Linked DNA regions of Homo sapiens: regions 1, 3, 4 and 5 are each linked to region 2. A link is a loop called in an ENCODE intact Hi-C map of the cell type or tissue named here. Cell type or tissue: B cell. All regions are shown on one strand. Region 1 overlaps LOC105378327 (a long non-coding RNA gene). Region 2 has its middle 150 kb from the start of ZNF365. Region 3 has its middle 82 kb from the start of ZNF365. Region 4 overlaps JMJD1C (jumonji domain containing 1C). Region 5 has its middle 210 kb from the start of ADO.

The links. Hi-C counts contacts between places; a loop is a spot of excess contacts. Peaks named below come from ENCODE experiments on the same cell type or tissue, not always from the same donor. Only the 100,000 strongest peaks of a DNase experiment are listed, where the experiment ranks them.
Region 1: it touches region 2 in a loop (3-fold over the local background); 2 of 110 quality-filtered maps call a loop at or near these places.
Region 3: it touches region 2 in a loop (5-fold over the local background); 3 of 110 quality-filtered maps call a loop at or near these places.
Region 4: a loop joins it to region 2, with 3 times the contacts of the local background. A loop is called at or near these places in 2 of 110 quality-filtered maps.
Region 5: a loop joins it to region 2, with 2.8 times the contacts of the local background. A loop is called at or near these places in 3 of 110 quality-filtered maps.

The regions. Positions count from the first base shown.
Region 1 is chr10:62,630,320-62,634,319 of GRCh38, forward strand. All of the region lies in intron 1 of LOC105378327 (a long non-coding RNA gene), which reads right to left. Among named protein-coding and RNA genes, the nearest start is that of ADO, 170 kb to the right of the region's middle. RefSeq lists an enhancer at 1,986-2,155. In B cell, no CTCF peak of the experiment used is centred here; DNase peaks (open chromatin) are centred at 1,145, 2,042 and 2,322; H3K4me3 peaks cover 1,169 bases; H3K27ac peaks cover 1,231 bases.
Region 2 is chr10:62,525,714-62,529,713 of GRCh38, forward strand. No RefSeq gene overlaps it. Among named protein-coding and RNA genes, the nearest start is that of ZNF365, 150 kb to the left of the region's middle. RefSeq lists an enhancer at 1,618-1,837. In B cell, no CTCF peak of the experiment used is centred here; DNase peaks (open chromatin) are centred at 1,768 and 2,918; H3K4me3 peaks cover 2,710 bases; H3K27ac peaks cover 3,457 bases.
Region 3 is chr10:62,454,698-62,458,697 of GRCh38, forward strand. It overlaps a transcript of ZNF365 not described here. Among named protein-coding and RNA genes, the nearest start is that of ZNF365, 82 kb to the left of the region's middle. RefSeq lists an enhancer at 2,780-2,829. In B cell, no CTCF peak of the experiment used is centred here; DNase peaks (open chromatin) are centred at 2,024 and 3,074; H3K4me3 peaks cover 638 bases.
Region 4 is chr10:63,254,295-63,258,294 of GRCh38, forward strand. The region is part of intron 3 of JMJD1C (jumonji domain containing 1C); the gene reads right to left. LOC124900287 (a long non-coding RNA gene) reads right to left here. Exons shown (of 2, transcript XR_007062158.1): 2 at 1-3,397. Among named protein-coding and RNA genes, the nearest start is that of MIR1296, 120 kb to the right of the region's middle. In B cell, no CTCF peak of the experiment used is centred here; a DNase peak (open chromatin) is centred at 2,267; H3K4me3 peaks cover 413 bases; H3K27ac peaks cover 2,384 bases.
Region 5 is chr10:62,591,874-62,595,873 of GRCh38, forward strand. No RefSeq gene overlaps it. Among named protein-coding and RNA genes, the nearest start is that of ADO, 210 kb to the right of the region's middle. In B cell, CTCF peaks have their summits at 2,315 (motif pointing right) and 2,522; a DNase peak (open chromatin) is centred at 2,338.

The DNA of each region.
Region 1 (4,000 bases), 100 kb after region 2:
AGTAAACTATCGCAAGGACAAAAAACCAAACACTGCATGTTCTCACTCATAGGTGGGAATTGAACAATGAGAACACATGGACACAGGAAGAGGAACATCACACTCTGGGGACTGTTGTGGGGTCGGGGGAGGGGGGAGGGATAGCATTAGGAGATATACCTAATGCTAAATGACAAGTTAATGGGTGCAACACACCAGCATTGCACATGTATACATATGTAACTAACCTGCACATTGTTCACAGGTACCCTAAAACTTAAAGTATTAAAAAAAAAAATCTACCAAAACAAGAAAAAATAAAATAAAATAAAATAAAAAAACAAAAAACCCTAAAGCTGTGCAATTAAATATTAATTTTTTTGACTTTGGAATGTCCTTTGTAATTTTTTTGTTTGTGGTAAATTTACCTTCAAACTTCACTTGGATTAATATGAAAGCAAAATGAGATGTGTATTTCCTAAATATGTATCAACAAAGCAAGAGAAAGAAAGTGGCTCCCAAGTAATTGAGAGACAAAGTGAAAAATGAAGTTGCATGTAATTTACATGCTTAGACTCAGTCCATATACGGATAATCAAAGGCAGCGAGGAGGAGAAGGAATATTGAGGAACCGCTAGTAATGCTTAAAAAAAAAACAAACAGGCCGGGCGCGGTGGCTCACGCCTGTAATCCCAGCACTTTGGGAGGCTGAGGCGGACGGATCACGAGGTCAGGAGATCGAGACCATCCTGGCTAACACAGTGAAACCCCGTCTCTACTAAAAAACACAAAAAATTAGCCGGGCGTGGTGGCGGGCGCCTGTAGTCCCAGCTACGCGGGAGGCTGAGGCAGGAGAATGGCGTGAACTCGGGAGGCGGAGCTTGCAGTGAGCCGAGATCGCGCCACTGCACTCCAGCCTGGGCGACAGAGCGAGACTCCGTCTCAAAAAAAAAAAAAAAAAAAAAGAATTTGAGTGAGAGATCAGGAGTTTTCCTGTGGTTGTAGAGAGAACCAAGAATGTTTGCCTGGAGAAGAGAAGACTTGGAAAGCCATGGTATCATTCTTCTAAAGTTTGAAGAGCCCTTGTGTAGAAGAGGAAGTTGACTCTCTTTTTTTCTCAAGGGATAAACAGGACCAATACATGAAAGCGAGAGAGAGAACAAGTTGGGCTCAACAGGAGGAAGGTCTTCTTAATTACTTGAGTGGCTCCCAAAATGGAATGGACTGACTGCTGGGTCCCTAGTTCTTGAAGGGTTCCAGCAGGAGCTGGGAGCCCATGTAAATACAATGGTATTGGGGGCAGGGAGAAATTGTTTGCAGTGCCTCTCTGATTCTCTTTAAGATTTAAACATTTTTTTACCAAGCTATAGAATTTCTATCCTTATTTTCCCTGAACATTAAAATAGACATAATGTCATTTACCACTCCCATCACATGGACTACTCCTTATTAAAATATTAAAGAAATGAAATTTGCACCTATGCTATATAGATAGATGGATAGATAGATAGAACCTTTGAATATTGAAGTTAAAGAAATATGGAGCAAACCTATTTGTTCTCAACTTTCTGAAATAACTTTAACATCAACTATGTAGGAGAAAAATCTCTAAATATATCTTTCAACTCTTTACCTTTTTTTTAAAATAATATGGACCCTCTCAAAGACATGATAGAAGTACTCAGTGTGAGTTATATGGGTCAAATCCTTCAGAAATCCTGATTTATAATAATGCATTATTAAAACTGATACTATCAAAACTTCTATTTTGAGGATCTGCATGTCATCTATGACCCTAACAGCCTCCTAAGAGATAGATATTCTTAGTATTCCCATTTTACAGAAGAGAAAATTGAGGTTCAAAGGGGTCAGGAAACTTGTTCAAGGCCACCCAGCTAAATGTAGAGCTGTCTGACTCCCCAGCCCCTGCTCTTTCCACTGTGTCATACTCTTGGCCACTTCCTGTCTTGCTTGAACAAACATAGTTCAGGCAAAACGTACAAGCAACGATGACGTGCCACTGTTACACCTCCCAATTAAAACCTATAATTTCCGAGTCTGAACTGGAAATCCTTTGGCTCTGTGCTTTTGTCTGGCCTGCTCAGGAAAATGTTTATTTTGAGATGTGCACCTCTCAGAGCGGTTGGATATTTTCGGTGGCCCATTCACACATGGGCCACATTGAACTGAAGGTATAGAGCAGTGGCTTCACCCCACAACTGCAACAGCCCCGGCCCTGCCCTGCTCCCGACTTGGGGTCTGTTTCAGTGAGGGTGTTAAGGCTATTAGTAGGTCCATGGAGACTATAAATAGAGCCCTGGGCTTCAGCCAGCTCAGTGTGTTTATGTTTTTGGGTTGCGCTGCAACTGTTGTTGGTAATTATAGACGCGTGGGTGTGCATGGGTGCTGATGAACAGTTCCTCCTCCTGGTTTCCTCTTTGCACAAGACCAACACTGGGGGTGTCTGAACTCACAATCCCATCATAAGGTCCCGTGTGTCCAGTCACTGCTGTATTTCCTGGCCAAACTGAAATGACCAGGGGGGCTGAAAGATGTCAAGGTATTCCATGTCATCATTAGGGTCACCACCTGTGTCGTCAACGCTTTCTTTAAAAGAAATAAAGTGACATCATGTTTCATAGTCTTTGCAGACAAATGAGAAAAGGATTTATGGGTCTAATTGAAATGATGATTCCTAAGGGAACCTAGTGGAATGAGGAGTACATCGAGTCCAGTAAATTGCCGTGATCTGTAATGTTAGCTCTGAAAGGGCTACATTCTCCTTTAGATGTCCCAAAGGTATGTGCAATCTTTCACCAGTGAAGAGGGTGGGGTCACCTCTTCCTGCTTTTCTTTTGAGTCTCTGGTGATCCAAGTGAAGGTGGTGGTCACAGCCTGAGGCTGCTCCCTGAGCTGACCATCGGCTACCAGAACAGTCAAGTATGTCCAATTCTAACCCATCTATTGAACTTGGGCTGTGCCAAAGAGACACCAGTAGAGTAGAAGTAGCTGATGGAAATCAGGAAAAAAATGCTGCCATCTTTTTTTTTTGAGACGGAGTCTCGCTCTGTCACCCAGGCTGGAGTGCAGTGGTGCGATCTCCGCTCACTGCAAGCTCCACCTCCTGGGTTCACGCCATTCTCCTGCCTTAGCTTTCCGAGTAGCTGGGACTACAGGCATCCGCCAGCACGTCTGGCTAATTTTTTTTTGTATTTTTAGTAGAGACGGGGTTTCACCGCATTAGCCAGGATGGTCTTGATCTCCTGACCTTGTGATCCGCCTGCCTCGGCCTCCCAAAGTGCTGGGATTATAGACGTGAGCCACTGCACCCCGCCAAATGCTGTCATCTTAAAGGTACACACTTGGGAGGACTTTCTTCTCCACTACCTAACCTTACCCTATGCCTTTGGGTGATGGTGGCAGAAAGTCAGCTGGTGGGAAAGAGAAAGTGGGAAGATTTAGGGGGTTGGTCCAATTCTATTTTACATGCCCCATCTTGTCCTACTATTGTCTTCACTTATTTAGTTCATCTGCCCTGATGACAGGCTAAGTAGGTTCAGACTGTTTAGCGGGCTGGAATAACACAGTACCTGGAGTCAAGAGAAAAATACCCAAGTGGTGGCCACCTAGGAAGTTTGACCAAAAAAAAATTTGGTGCCATTCCTCTTAACCCCAAATATGACCCCCTACGAACTGGCCCATTCAAAAGGATCAAGGAGTGGCAGATAATTCTTTACGTCCACAAGGCTGAGCACATGGTAGGTGTTCCTTAAATATTTGCTAAACTGATCTATTTGGAGTCCTTGATTTTCATGTGTTAACTCTCTTACAGCCCACACTTTCAATACTACAGATACTCCTGCCCCTAAATTATTTCATGCATACTGAGTTCAAGAGTTCATTCATTAGCTGACCGAAGAACACTGGGTGCTTTCCCATAAAGAGCTGCACAAAACTGTTCAGTTTAACAGCAGTACCATGTTGGTAATGGGAGATTCATGTAATTGTCTGAATATGTAAT
Region 2 (4,000 bases):
CTTGTAGGGTTTCTGCTGAGAAATCTGCTGTTAATCTCATATGTTTTCCTTTATAGGTTACCTGGTGTTTTTGCCTCACAGCTCTTAAGATTTATTTCCTTCATCTTGACTTCAGATAACCTGATGACTATGTGCCTAGGCAATGATCTTTTTGTGATAAATTTCCCAGGTGTTTTTTTGAGCTTCTTGTATTTGGATGTCTAGGTCTCTGGCAAGGCTAGGAAAGTTTGCCTTGATTTTTCCCTCAAATATGTTTTCCAAACTTGTTAGATTTCTTCTTTCTAAGGAACACAAATTATTTTTAGGTTTAGTTACATAGTCCCAAACTTCTTGGAGGCTTTGTTCATTTTTTAAAAAATTCTATTTTCTTTGTCTTTGTTGGATTGGGTTAATTTGAAAACCTGTTTTTGAGCTCTGAAGTTCTTTCTTCTGCTTGTTCGATTCTGTTGCTGAGACTTCCCAGTGTATTTTGCATTTCTCTAAGTATGTCCTTCATTTCCAAAAATTGTGATTGTTTTCTATTTATGCTATTTCACCGAAGATTTTTCCCTTCTGTATTAGTCCATTTTCATACTGCTACGAAGAAATACCCAAGACTTGGTAATTTATAAAGAAAAAGAGGTTTTATGGACTCACAGTTCCACATGGCTGGGGAGGCCTCACAATCATGGCAGAAGGCAAAGGAAGAGCAAAGGCACATCTTACATGGCTGCAAGAAAGCATGTGCAGGGGAATTGCCCTTAATAAGACCATCAGATCTCATGAGACTTATTCACTATCATGAGAACAGCATGGGAAAAACTCTGCTCCCATGATTCAATTACCTCCCACTGTGTCCCTCCCATGACACATAGGGATTATGGGAGCTACAATTCAAGATGAGATTTGGGTGGGGACACAGCCAAACCATATCACCTTCATTTCCTGTATCATTGTTTTGGTTTCATTAAGTTGGACTTCATCTTTCTCTGGTGTCTCCTTAATTTGCTTAATAATCGACCTTCTGAATTTTTTTTCTGGCAATTCAGAGACTTCTTCTTGGTTTGGATCCATTGCTGGTGAGCTAGTGTGATCTTTTGGAGGTGTTAAAGAAACATGTTTTGTCATTTTACCAAAACTGTTTTTCTGATTCCTTCTCATTTGGACAGACTATGTCAGAGGGAAGATCTGGGACTCAAGAGCTGCTGTTCAGATTCTTTGTCCCAAGGGGTGCTCCCTTGATGTAGTGCTCTCCCCTTCCCCTAAGGATGTGGCTTCCTGAGAGCCAAACTGCAGTTATTTCTCTTCTGGATGTAGCCACTCAGTGGAGCTACTGGGTTCTGGGCTGGTACTGGGGAGTGTCTGACCAAAGTCCTGTGATGTGAACCATTTTCATGTCTACCATCTTCAGGTGTCTCAGTCTTGGATACCAGCACCTGTTTTGGTGGAGTTGGCAGGGGAGTGAAATGGATTCTGTGAGGGTCCTTAGTTGTAGTTTTGTCTATTGCACTAGTTTTGTATTTGTTGGCCTCCAGCCAGGAGGTGGCACTTTCAGGGGAGCATCAGTTGCCATAGTATAGGGAGGATCAAGGCAGTGGGTGGAGCCCTAGAGCTCCGAAGAGATTATGTCCTTTGTCTTTGGCTACAAGGGTGGGTAGAGAAAGACCATCAGGTCGGGGCAGGGTTAGGCCTGTCTGAGCTCAGGCTCTCCTTGGGTGGGGCTTGCTGCAGCTGCTGTGGGGTATGGGGATGTGGTTCTCAGGCCAGTGAAGTTATGTTCCCAGGGGGATTGTAGCTGCCTCTGATGTGTCATGCAGGTCACCAGGGAAGTCGGGGAAAGCTGGCAGTTACAGGCTTCACCTAGCTCCCATGCAGCCCAAGAGGCTGGTCTCACTCCCACCATGCCCCCACCAACAGCACTGAGTTTATTTCCAGGCAGCCAGTGAGCAGGGCTGAGAACTTGCCACAGGCTACTAGCCTTTTAGCTGAGAAAGCAAGCAGGGCTTTCAGGTCTTGTGCCTCCCTGCCTGCTGCGGCTTCTGTGCTGTGTATCCACTCCCGATTCACCTCCTCCCCCAGTTTCTATCGAGGAAATTTGTGTTCAGTTGAAATTGTTACAAAGTTCAGCTGGAAGTTTCTTTCTCCCTGTGGTCTTTTCCCAGTTCCTCTGGCAGCCCTTCCCAAGGATCTCTGTGAGACTAAGTCAGAAATGGCTTCCCTGGGGACCGAGAGAGCCCACAGGGCTCTTCCCACTACTTCTACCCTTGTATTTTGCTTAGCTCTCTAAATTTGTCTCAACTCTAGGTAAGATCAAATCCTTCTCCCATTATCTGGACCTTCAGTTTCCCCCGTGAAGGTGTGTGTTCAAGGGCAGACAATCCCCCTTTCACACTTTGGGCACTCACATTTTTTCAACCATCTTCTGGGGCCTGCAGGAGCAATCTGCTTCCTTCAAAGGGTCTGTGGATTCTCTAGGCTTTCCGGGTATGTTCCTGCAGTAGTTCTTGGAGTAAAAGTTTACAATGTGCATCTCCACAAGCTGCTCTGTCCATCTGAGTGGGAGCTGGAAGTTAGTCCTGCCTTCTATCCACCATTTTCCTGCTGTTCAAATAAATGCCTTTTCTTTATAAATTACCCGGTTTCAGGTATTTTGTTATAAGCAACAGAAAACAGACTAAGACAGACAGCTTTAACCATTACCAAGTTCTTCCTGCCATTAAGCTAAACTGATTCCTTGTAATGTCTTTCCTTTAGTTCTATTTGTGTCTGCTTGCTTATAATACATTTAGTGTTTCTTCTATTAAACAGTCCTTTAGCTATTTGAAGACAACTATGCTGTTTCCAGCCCTACTCTAGCCTCACTCCTAAACTTTCTCTTCTCTCGAATATTCAAAACCAGTTCCTCATACTGAACTTTAACAAAGATCAAGGTTCTGTTTGAGGCAGAAAAAAAAAAAAAAAGAACTGAAACAGTGACTCTTTTTTGTTTGACCACATCCTCTTGTTTATCTTGAAAATCAAGGTGGATAGACTATGAATGTGAGATGAAAAAAGCCAAAGAGGCTCTCTGTGTTACTATGATGACTACTCTGATCTGAGCCACTATTACTTCTTTCCTAGACTACTGCAATGTATTTCTAACTAATTACTAATTGCTATCTCTGACCTGTGTCCCTATCGTGAAGGTAAGAGTACTGACACACAGAGTCTCAATAGGTAATTTACTCAAGATAATGTCACATGTAAAAGAATTGACTCCAAGACTGTTTTCATCTATAGCCTGTAACAGAACTAATGATGGCCAATGAAATTATCACTTGGGTCTTGAATTTAATCTAGATGAGATGAAAATAGTGGCACTTTTGAAAATAATTTTAAAAGCATACTTAAGAGTTCTGGTTCCAAGGAAGATGGAGTAAGCACACTCCACCCCATCTCTCCTACTGAAGGCAGTTATAAATTCTGGACTGAATGCAAGGACCAGCTACTATGTGAAGTCTCTGAAAAATAAATGGTAGCATCCAGGTTGAGGAATAAGACTTGAATTCAAAGTCTGGTCAAATCATTTGTGAATTTACCGTGTTTTCCCTCCAGTATTACCTAGCCTAGACATGAAGGCAGCCTGCTATGGTTTGGATATTTGACCCCTCCAAACCTTATGTTGAAATTTGATTTCCAGTGTTGGAAGTAGGGCCTGATAGGAGGCATTTGAGTCATGGGGGCAGATCCCTCATGAATAGATTAATGTCTTCCCTGTGTAGACGGGTGAGTGACTTCTCAGTCTAATAATTTTCAGGAGAGCTGGTGGTTTAAAAGAGCCTGACATCCCTACCTCTTGCTTCTGCTCTCGCCATGTGATCTTTGCACACATCATTCACTTTGCCTTCTGCTCTAAGTGGAAGCAGCCTGAGACTTTTGCCAGATGCCCAACCTCCCAGCCAGCAGAATCATGAGCCAAATAAACTTTTTTTAAAAATAAATCACTCCATCTCAGACATTCCTTTATAGCAACACAAATAGA
Region 3 (4,000 bases), 71 kb before region 2:
AATTAAAACAATTTCTTCCTGAATCCGTGCAACAACCATTTATTAAGCACTATTTGGTGTCAATTTCTGGGCTGGACACAGGAAGGCAAAGATGCCACACCCTCAAGGAGCGCATACTTGAGGGTGAGTCTGGAATGTAAACAAATAATTGCTGTTCAGTAGAACAGGCTCTGAGACAGTGGTGCTGATTGGAGTGGGAGCTCTGAGCTCTGCTTTTGGAGATTAGTGCAAAGTTAGGCACATCTTGTGGGATAAATGGGACTTCCAACTGGAAATGGAGAAGGGGTAGAAGAATGTTCCTCCTTGTGGTTTGTGGGTGGAGACTTGGATACATTTGGTGGGGGGTTAAAAGACTGGAAAGGCAGGCAAGGTTAGAATAAGAAGGCTTTGGTGGGGCATGCCTTGGACTGGGCAGTTAACTTGTAAAGGACAGAAAAACGCTGACAGGTTTTAAGCAGGGGAGTGTTATAAATGTTGTGCTGTGGAAGGATCACTCTGGCAGCACTGTGGAGACAGCACAGGGAGGCTGGGAGAGAGCTGGACAGGGAAGGGGACCAGCCAGGAGGATTTTGTAATAGCCCAGGAAAGAGGTCATGAAGCCCCAGTTGGCTAACAACAGATTATGTAATGGGCCCCTGTGGACTAAATCAGCAAAAGCAAATGATCCAGATGTAGAACACTGTTCATCTCAAAATATGTTGGTATCTTTAAAAGTAAAAACTTTTTTTTCTGGTGATAAAGATAATACATGTTCAATACAGAAATTTGGAAACTATAGAAATGTACAAAGAAGAAAATGAAAGCATCTATAATCCCATGAACTGGAGCTGAGATATATGTATATGTACATATACTGTATATGAGAGATAAAAATTAAATATTATATTTATATTTAAATACTGATTTATAAATCTCATATATACATAGTTTATTTAAACTATGTGCATATGGTAAAATAAAATTAACTTAGAGAAGGATAGAAAATAAAAAGTAAATATTGAATGTTTACCACATGCTGGGCACAAAATATAAGAACTTACATATATTTGGTTATTTAATTCTCACAGCAACCTTGTGAGAAAGGTCTGCATGTATTCTGCCATTTTACTGATAAGTGAATTGAAGTACAGAAAGATCAATGTGACTTACCCAAGGTTCAGTAACTTGTAAGTATCAGAGCTGGGATTTGAAAGGAAACTAAGCTGTTTTTCCTCCAGGGCCTGTACCATGAAATCGTGATGGGGCAATTTTGAATGATGTATTTAAACTTCTGTTGTTTGATTCATTGACTTTACACAGTGACTCCTGACACTCCACTACAGCGTTGTCCAACTAAACTTGCTGCGGTGATGGTGATGGACAGATTCAATATCTGTTCAATCTAGTACAGTAGCCACTAGCCACATGTAGCTAGCTGTTGAGCACTACAAATGCTGCTACTGTGAACAAGAGGCTGCATTTTAAATTTTAATTAATTTAAATTTAAATGACCAACTGCTGCTAGTGGCCACCCATGGGACACCACAGATCTCCATAAGATAAAAAAAAAAATGAACACCTCATCCCTTGGTCATATTCTCTGTCCCAGTAAAACCAACTTTATTTCTTATTTCAGTCCTTTCCCATGATCATCTCCATAAAACATGCCTATATTTATATTTCTTGATTTACTGAATTGAACATTATGTTGTCCATGCCGTGTAAGATGAGAAATTATTTTGTGTACGCCACTCCCCCACCCCTCTCTTCTCATTTTTATGAATTTATTTCTATCATTGGTTACCTGTATACTTTGGTATTAGTTAAGATTCTTCTGATTGCAAGTTGGATAGAAAAAGCCAAATCCATCTGATTTCAGCAATACAAAAGGAATTTACTGGCTCATATAAACAAGATCAGAGGCAGAACTGGCATTAGACCAGGCTAAATTGAGAGCTCAATGTGAGCGGGACTCGATTTCAGCTCAGCTGTCCTCAGTCTGCACACTTCATCTTCAAGTTCTATGTGGTGACCACAGCTGTAGCTCTGGTTTCATATCCTCTTAGATTCTAGACTAGCAGGAAAGTAAGCATCTGTCTTTCTTGTAATGCTATTTAGCTGTGACCACAATGATGCTCAGTTAAAACACACACACGTGCGCACACATGCACACACACACACACAAACTCAGTGATTACAACAATAAGCATTTACTTAACATGTGTATGTGTGGGTTGGCTGAGGTCAGATGATCTAGATTGGGCTTGTTGGGGGTTCTGCTGATCTTAGTAGGAGCTGCTCACACTTCTGAGCTCAGCTGGGGGTCAGCTAATTTAGGCTGGGCTTGTATGGACAGCTCTGCTGATCTTTCTTACGCTTCTGGGCTAGTGTAGCTCAGCCCTGTTCCATATGTCTCTTATCTTCTTTCCTGAGACCGGTGACCCATCCCAAGCATATTCTCATGGTGATGACAGAGGCACAAGAGTGCAAGACCAGCTGCACAAACATGTGTACCCTATGCTGTGTCATGTCTGCTAACATCTCATTAGCCAAAGAAAGTCACATGACTGTACCCCAAATCAACCGAATGGAGACGTACTCTCCTCCCATGAAAGTGAGAAGGAGGCAGAGAATATTTCTGCACAATAATTTTCTATACCACTTAAGCAGATGGGGTTGGCTTGCTCATTTCAAAACAAGTGATGTGGCCAAGGGCATAGGTTGTACACTTTGGCCTAGACCTAGGTCCCATATTCCATCATGGGTGTAGAATTACATTCACATTTGCCAAAGCATGTGAGCTAAGAGTGGAGAAGGAAGGCTTACTTCAAATGAAGGTTAGGGTTCTGCTAGCTACATATAGGGGAAATGGATGTGAGATGGCAAACCACAGTGACAATTATAACTTTAAACAATAGACTTACAGTTTTATTTCTTGAGTCTTTGGTGTTAGATAGTATCCTTTGACACCACATGTATAACAGTTCTCTTTCATGCCCCATTTCCACTCTGTCAACTCAATCATTCATGCTATTTGTTTATATTTATGAATGAAGGGCTAGGTAATTAACAACGGTGGCTAGGTGTCAGGTGCAGCTCCCTGCCACTGAGTAGGTGTGTCTCCTCAGTAAGCATATCTGAGGTTGGTGGCTGGCTGTGTACATGGGTGGGATGTGTCAACCACAAGCTTCCCTTTAGGATGCAAGTACAGAGAATCATGCAAATGACTTTCTTTTCACCTCAAAACACCAAAAACAGAGGGCTTCACTGTGGAATGCCAAATACCATACAACAAGCCTTAGCTCTCCCAGGGAGACATCTTATTTTCTTAATAGATCAGATCTTGGGGAGGGGACGAAGGTTTCTGAATCCCCTCTTGCTGCTCCATCTGTATGCATGGGAAAAGAGGAGAGAGATGACAAAAGTCAAACGGTGCAACCATTCTCTGGTCAACCTTCTGTTAATCACTTGGTTTTTGCTCCTCTTTCCATTCCTGAGTTCTGAATCTGTTCATGTCCAACGTGAAGATTCCCCAAGGCTTCTTTGGAAAGAACATTCCACCCTTTCTGCAGCCTCCTCCTGAGTATATCTGGGGTGCTGCTTTCTCTGCTCTGTTTCATCTATCCATACTATTCACTGTCTTTCCTTCTTCCAGAAAAGTATCAAAATGTCTGCTGATGGTTTCCTTTTTTGTCTTCAGCATGGTTATGAATTTATTTCCTTAACTGACTCTTCAGCAGAATTTTGAAAAGGAGTGTAGATAAATGCAAGCATCCAGTCCACCATCTTGAACACACACACACACACACACACACACACACATATATATATAATATTGTGTGGGTATATAAATGTGTGTGTATGTGGGTGCATGCACATGTGTTTTTTTTAAAACAACATTAGATTTTGCCAGTTACATTTTTGCTACTGGCTTAATTGAATACCCTTCTAGAAGAGTTTTGAAAGCTGTTTCTTAAAACCACTTGGGGAAAACAGGGATCTTCCTCTCACTTTATTATTA
Region 4 (4,000 bases), 730 kb after region 2:
TGAATCTGAAAATAATGCACAGATTTGGAGTGTAGCTTGATGCCAGTGTACGCAAAATCTAGGTGAAATTGTACAGGCAATAAAATTCAGGAAAAACTTAGTCTTTTATTTAGGAAAGATATTAACTATAAGAAAAATAAAGTGCCACACAAAAGAGAATGATATGTAAATAGGAGACACTTCACACTGGATGGCTCACAAAGGCAGGCAGTGTAACAGAAATAATATCTTATACTCTAAAATTTTGAGTTCAGGTTTTTTTTGAGACAAGAGTCTCACTTTGTCACCCAGGCTAGATTGCAATGGCAGGATCTCAGCTCATTGCAGCCTTGACCTCCTGGGCTCAAGCAATCCTCCCATCCCCGCCTCCCAAGTAGTTGGGACTACAGGTGTCCCGCAAAAGTTTTTTTTGTTTTTTGTTTTGTTTTTGGTACTGGTAGAGATGGAGTTTTGCCATGCTGCTCAGGCTGGTCTCGAGCTCCTGAGCTCAAGTGATCTGCCTGCCTGAGCCTCCCAAAGTGCTGAGATTACAGGTGTGTGCCACTATGCAGCATAGCTCCCCCCCTTTTTTTTTTATGAGATAGGGTCTCCCTCTGTCACCCAGGCTCAAGTGCAGTGGCGAGACCATGGCTCACTGTAGCCTCAACCTCCTGGGCTCAAGCGATCCTCCTGCCTTAGCCTCCCCAGTAGCTGGGACTATACACGTGCACCACCATGCCCTGCTAATTTTATTTTTTTGTAGACAGGGGTTCTCCCATGTTACCCAGTCTCAAATGCCTGAGCTCAAGCAATCCTCCCACCTCGGCCTCCCAAAGTGCTAGGATTACAGTTGTGATCCACCATACCCAACACAGGTTCTTTTTTGACTATCACAAGCTGTGTGAACCTAGATGCCAAGTCACAGCTGAGCTAAACCTCACTTTCTCTGCCTACCACAGAAAATTACTACCATATATTCTCTTCCTTATATTTATTTCTTCTTTTCAACGTTTCATTCCCCTATGCCATCTATCTGTAATTTTAGTAGAAAACATAAATATTAGATTTAAAAGGTCTTGTAAAGGAGCGGGGACAGGTAGGTGAATTGATACTGACACACGTAAGTCAAATGAAAACTAGTGTTATGAGAAGCAGTATCTATGAGTTAGCAGAATAAACCCGTCAAAAAAAGGAGATTCTGGAGAGGGTTTAAAGGGAATATGTGACTTGAGTTCCTAACTTTCTAGTTCCCAATTCCAGTCTGAGTAAAGTTCAGCTGTACTTTCTTGAAATGGATGTACCATGACATTGCCTGCTATATCATCACAATACTCACACCCTTTTAAAACTTAATCTACTTTACATCGTTTCTATTTTTGCTTCCTTCTCATCTGTAAGTTAGACTTCTCAAACAGTTGTGTGGATTAATAAATTAATATATATCCTGAAAGCATTACACAAAATAAGAGAATACAATCTATTTTCCTCATAAAGCTAACATTGGAAATAAAATAATGCACATGAAAATATTTTGGGAATGATCAAATTCCCAAAATTAAATTCTAATTCTAGTAAAATATTACTATTATACTGAGGAATAAAACTCTAATTCTGAGATTTTAAATAATATGACATGCTTCAGTAAGATTATGCAATTAAGAAAAAGAATAAATCAATCCTATGATCTTATTTTGATTGGAAAAAAGAAACCAGAAAATCTTTCTCAATGGTAACTAGTGATGGCTTAGAGTCTACAAGCATAATTTCACATACTTTAAATTCATAGCAGCAGCTATGAAAATTTAAAAGGAGACTGGCAGATTTTTCAGCATATGATCACAGCAGATTTGGGACCAGGAAAGAACTACTGCAGTGACTTATAAATGTTTTTAATCTGAATATTGCAGAATAGCTCATACTTGGGCCAAATTTCAGTCAAAATAACATGTTCCTAAACTCCAAGGATACATTTTCAACACATCAAGTTTCGCAACCAATTTTTACAAATGAAGAGCTCCTTTTTTAAATAGCAACAGATATGTACTGGGGTAATTTATGGGACCTTAATAAGCATGTTTCATTACTATTTTTGAAATTATAGCTATATAAAATCATATAGGTAGGTAATAGAATATTTAAATAGAATACAGAGCAAAATTACTGAATATTAAAACATGATATGGCAACTTTATATTAAAAATAATTTTTAAAAAACAAGGAAGTATATTGACTCTGCTTTAGCTGCTGGTTCCTCTTTTCTTGTTGTCCATCCTACTATCGAGGCTTCAGCTTAGCTCTACTATTGCAAGCTGTCACTTTTGACTTGAAATGGAATAAAGCCAAATATTACAAAATAGCTGTTTCCTGTTCTGGCCTCGTCTCCTAGACCACCCCCAGGCTTTGCCTGCCCATGGATGCTCATCCTACCAAGCCAATAATCTACCAGTAGTCAGTTCATAGTTATGTATTTTTAATACTTTTGGCACAGTATATATGCCACAACTGTTCTCATTTTACTGATTTTATGTCAACAAGGCACCTCTAAATTTTAATCAAATGTTAAAATGAAGGCAAAGTGAAATGGAAAAGGGAGATGCATATGAAAAGTCAGGGAGTAACTGGGAATGTGTTCGACGCCTGTCAAAATATAATCCAGAAACAGATATAGAAAAAGAGAGTAGCCAGGCGCAGTGGCTTACACCTGTAATCCGAACACGTTGGGAGGCCGAGGTGGGAGGATTACTTGAGGTTAGGAGTTCGAGAACATCCTGGCCAACACTGGTGAAACCCTGTCTCTACTAAAAACACAAAAAATTAGCCGGGCGTGGTGGCTCGCACCTGTAGTCCCAGCTACTGAGGAGGCTGATGTGGGAGAATCACTTGAACCAGGGAGATGGAGGTTGCAGTGAGCTGAGATCACTCCAGCCTGGGTGACAGAGTGAGACTTCATCTCAAAAAAAAAAAAAAAAAAGAAAGAAAAGGAAAAAGAAAAAGAGAATAGAAAGTGCTGAGTAAGTACCATTAATCTAAATGATCCTGGTTTTCCAATTCTGCAGAACATCTGATTTGCATCTGGCACTCTAACTGAAAAGTTCTTTTAAGATAAACCTAGCTTTAGTTGAATGCCTCTTATCCTAAAGACTAAAATAATTAGGGCTTGATTCGTTTAATGTTGACCAGAGAAGGCTGTTTTTTCACCTTTAACAAGTTCACAGAGCTAGTGTACTCACTGCTACAAAGGTCATTTAGTCTAACTCTTTTATTTAATGCTTAGGGGACTTCTAGACCTTAGTATTATAGCTACAAAGTGTCTTCCCAGAGCCAAACAAAGAAAAATAATTTTGTACCTTATTGAATATCACTTCTACTTTCTGAGAGAAAAATAACTATCAGCAACAAGTAGAGTACATGACTTTCCCTGTGGAAAAAAGGTAAGGGTGTGCTGTAAAGGATACCACCACAGTACAGTTTTGTTGTCATCTTTTCTAATATCATTTTCTTAAAATAATAGTTTAAGAAGTCACAATGAAATCTTACCTACTTATTCTTCATAAAAACTGGGAGAAGAAAAAAACACTACTACAAAAACGTGTTCTATTATACACTGTCTATGGGTTATATTGAGAGTTGAAAAAGTTTGTTTAGCACCAGCTGGAGAAAAAAATGCTAAGAGTTCTAGGGAAGACTAGTAAGAAAGATTGTTAGAAGTAAGCAGCAGATGGTGGCAGAGAAATAGTCAATGAGTGTGTGAATGGTAGGAAGAGAAAGGAGTTTCAAATATCCACGAAAAAGGTTTAAGATACCATTTATGAAAAGGGAAATTTACAATATGTCTCTTATTGAGCAGTTTCTGTACTATAAACTCTTTACTGTATCATTTCATTTAATCTTTCTAACAACCCTGAGGTAGACAGTATTTACAGTTGAGGAAACCATTTATTCAGAGCAGCTGAGACTTTCCCAATGTGAACTAGCTAACAAATGCTAAAGGTAAAATTTGAAACTAAGTTTGCTTGAACTG
Region 5 (4,000 bases), 66 kb after region 2:
AAACTTTTAAATGCAAGGTACTAATATAATAGTTTCAAAGAAGGCTCTGAAGCACTAGGCCTATTATTACTTTGCCTTCATCTCAGAAGTTGTAGCCCTTGGTGGTTAGTGACTTCATGGGGAAAACTCTCTAGGGTATTTTTATTTTAAGAGAAGTCATGAAGGAGAGGACAAGGCTTTACCCAAAAGAGTTAATTTCTCATGGTGAAATTTTAAGCCTTGGGGGACCTAAGTGGGAGAGATGGTTTAGGACAAAGAAGTCTTTCAAATATCACTGTAGTTCAAATAACTACTTTTTGGCCCAGAAGTGAGGTTAATCCTACCAGTGATGATAATGGACAGACAGTGGCCCCTTCTCCTGCTTTCTCACACTTAAAAGAGCCGTGTGATATTGTTTGGCTGTGCCCCCACCCAAATCTCATCTTGAATTGTAGTTCCCATAATCCCCATGTGCCATGGGAGGGACCCGATGGGAGGTAATTGAACCATGGGGGCGGTTACCCTCATGCTGTTCTCATGATAGTGAGTGAGTTCTCATGAGATCTGATGGATTTATAAGGGGCTTTCCCCCACCTTCACTCGGTACTTCTCTCATTCTTCTCCTTCCTGCCACCAAGCGAAGAAGGATGTGTTTGCTTCCCCTTCTGCCATGATTGTAAGCTTTCTGAGACCTCCTCAGCCCTGCGGAACTGTGAGTCAATTAAACCTCTTTCCTTTATAAATTACCCAGTCTCAGGTATTTCTTCATAGCAGTGTGAGAGCGGACTAATATACAGTGCCATCCAGAACCTCCATTAGACTCTGCACAAGTTTGGTGGCTATTGAAATACTAGAATTCTGAGACCCAGATTCTTAGGGGAGAAAATCACTTGGTAGGTGAGAAAATCATAGTCACAGTTTAAGCATCACTTTATAATGACCAGTATCCATGAGTTGGATGCTGGGATGACATGGAAAGGCAGCATCCTGGTGCCACAGCCGCCCTCACACTAATGAGCATTCATCTGTGCACAGTGCAAGACTGTTTGCGCCAAGGCTATGATTAGATGAGTGGAACTTTTTCCTGTTCTCACAGAATTGTCCCAAACAGCAAGTGCTCAGTACCCCTCCTTCTAAAGACAGTGGCTTAAATTTGGAACCAGACACATCCCCTCCAGTTATTAAATATCCCTGGAAACAGCCCTTCTGTTATCAACTACACTCACACACACACACCCGACCCCTGCAGTCTGTTCCTTATGGGAAGAGTTGTAGGAAAGGGAGAGAGAATCAACAAGGGTCTGAGCTCAGCCCTGCAATAATCTGAGGGTTTTGCTACCAAAGCCTTGTAGGGGCAGCATCTATGTGAGAGGCCATTCCCTTGACTCCACTAGATTCACCTAAGGTGTTATTAGAGGACAGGAAATGGAATTAAAGAGACCACAATTAATTATGGTGATCAGAAAAAATACTATCATTTTATGTTAATCCATTATAAGAATTAAGATGGACCAATAAACTGGTTACAGTCATAAATCTGTCATTTCACATTTTTTTACATCCATATCATATACTATCTAAATAACACCCCTGAACCAATTCAAATGCAATTTTATATTTATTTACCTATTTTTTATTGAGGTAAGAACACTTAGCAAGTGATCTATCCTCTTAACAAACTTTTATGTGTATAATACTGTATTGTCAGCTATACCAAATGAAATTTTTGCTCAGAACAGTATGCAGTAACCTTTTTTTTTTTTTTTTTTTTTTTTTTTTTTTTTTTTTTGAGACAGAGTCTTACCACTCCGTCACCCAGGCTGGAGTGCAGTGGTGCCATCACAGCTTACTGCAGCCTGCACCCCTCTGGCTCAAGCAACTCTCTCACCTCAGCCCTCTGAGTAGCTGGGACTACAGGCATGCACCACCACACCCAGCTCATTTTTGTGTTTTTTGTAGAGACTGATTTTTGCCATGTTGCTCAGGCTGGTCTCGAACTCCTGGGCTCAAGTGATCCATCTGCTTTGGCCTACCAAAGGGCTGGGATTACAGACGTGAAACATCGCACCAGGCCAACATGCAGTAACCTCTTTAACATTAATCATTAGGGCCTCCCTGATCTCTTTCCCCTTAACAAAGCCTCTCCTGGGTTCCTTCATTTATACCTAGGTATAAATGACTTAAAAAGCTAATATTAATGCTTTGAGCATTCAGAGGATTGCAAAGATTCACTAGACCTGTCTAATTGCTTTGGAATCCCTAATTATAGGCACTTACTGACTTCCCCATGGTCATTTCCAACCTAGAGGGCAGTCAGCAAGTCTGAGTAATGCCTGTCAGAGCCACTGGGTGGCACTGGCAGGCTGAGATGTGGGCAAGAGGGAGGAAGAAAGAAAGGAAAGGAGGCCAGGAGAGAGTCAAGGAGGAAGAGGAGGCAAGAGAGGGAGAGAGATTTTTTTAAAACAAGGGAGAGAGAAAGAAAGCAGAGAAAGAAAGACTAGGCCGCAGGGAACTGCTTTGCATGGCCTTGTATAGCCTCTGTGGTTACCAGTGACACAGACCTACAGTTTAATTCAGTACTTCCCAGCTGGGAGCTGAGTGTGCCGTACTCATCTGCCTATTCCCACTACCTAGCAGGGTGCCTGGCTCTCGGCTGATGCTCTGGGTCTGTGGACTGATGGAATGAATGCTGCTGCCCCTCTAGGAAGCGGTCCTCAAATGGAAAGCTTGAGGCAGTGTGGTCTGAATGCTCCATCCTAATGTTTTGGGATGACTTAGTTGAAAATTCAAGAGGCAATGCCTTATGAGGAAGCAAGGTAGGAATATTGGCACACACAGAGGTTAAGATTTTCCAAGGGTCAATTCATTCTGTCAAGAACTAATAGTAAATATTTCAGTCTTAGCAAGTCACACAGCCTCTGTTACAACTACTGACAGAGAGCCACTGACAATATGTAAATGGTTGGTGTGGCCGTGTGCCAATAAAATTTTCAAAAACTGACAGTAGGTCAAATTTGGCCTGTGGATTGCTAACCCTCCGTGGCTTGAGTTCTAAGATAATCTTTCTGATTTCTCTCACCTTGCTCTTTCATCCTCTGATTCAATACCACTCTTTTGGTACACGACTATTTGCTTATTGGTTTCTCTCAGAATCTGTGTGGACTGCTTGATCTTGCACTGTAAACTCCTTGAGAAATTCTGAGTGCCCGTAGATGACTTCAAGCACCATCAGTATTCCTGTCTGATCATGTTCAAGTGCTGTCCAGGGAGTACTCATAGAGAAGGTCCTTAGCTTTGAGGGTCTCATTATATGTGTCTTCTGAAGATTCCACAAAGGCCTAGATTTAGCCACAAAGATGATTGATGCCAAGTTGTAGAACACGAAGTCTTGGGAAAATTATACAGTTCTGCATACAGTGAACTAGATTCATACCAGCTTGAGAAAGGTCAGTTCCAGCTCAAACCATGAAGTGGCTGAAATTTGTCTTTGGAGCCTTCCAGCCACACATCCTCCACTCCTTCTCCTCCAGTACTCAGTGACCTGTTTCCCTTACCCACTCTCACTCCCATCAGTGCCTTGCTTCTTCACTTTACTAAAATGAAAACGACTAATGGCAGATTAAAATCTGCCATCCCGTTGAGGTATGCTCACATTTTCATAAGGTTGAGAGCATTTTAAGAAAGGGACACAGGACTAATGATGGGATTTTGTACCTCCTGGTGGTGACTTTGACCTAAAAGTACATTCTACTTTAACCATGTCAGTAGGAAAATCCAGGAGAAGTATTGTGAGTAGGGCCACTGGGAACAGCCCCATGCCTCTGCACAATTCCATAGATTAGGACGTGAATGGTGCATTTTGGAGCTGTGCAACACAGCGGTGGCCCACGTAGTGGGTTCTCTTGTGTGTGTGTGTCAGTATCTAAGAGAGAGAGACTAGTGCTCTCAAGGAATAAGCAACTGAAATGTGGACTTATATTTTTGAGTTTTCTTTCTAGGACAATGAAGGAAATGGACATAG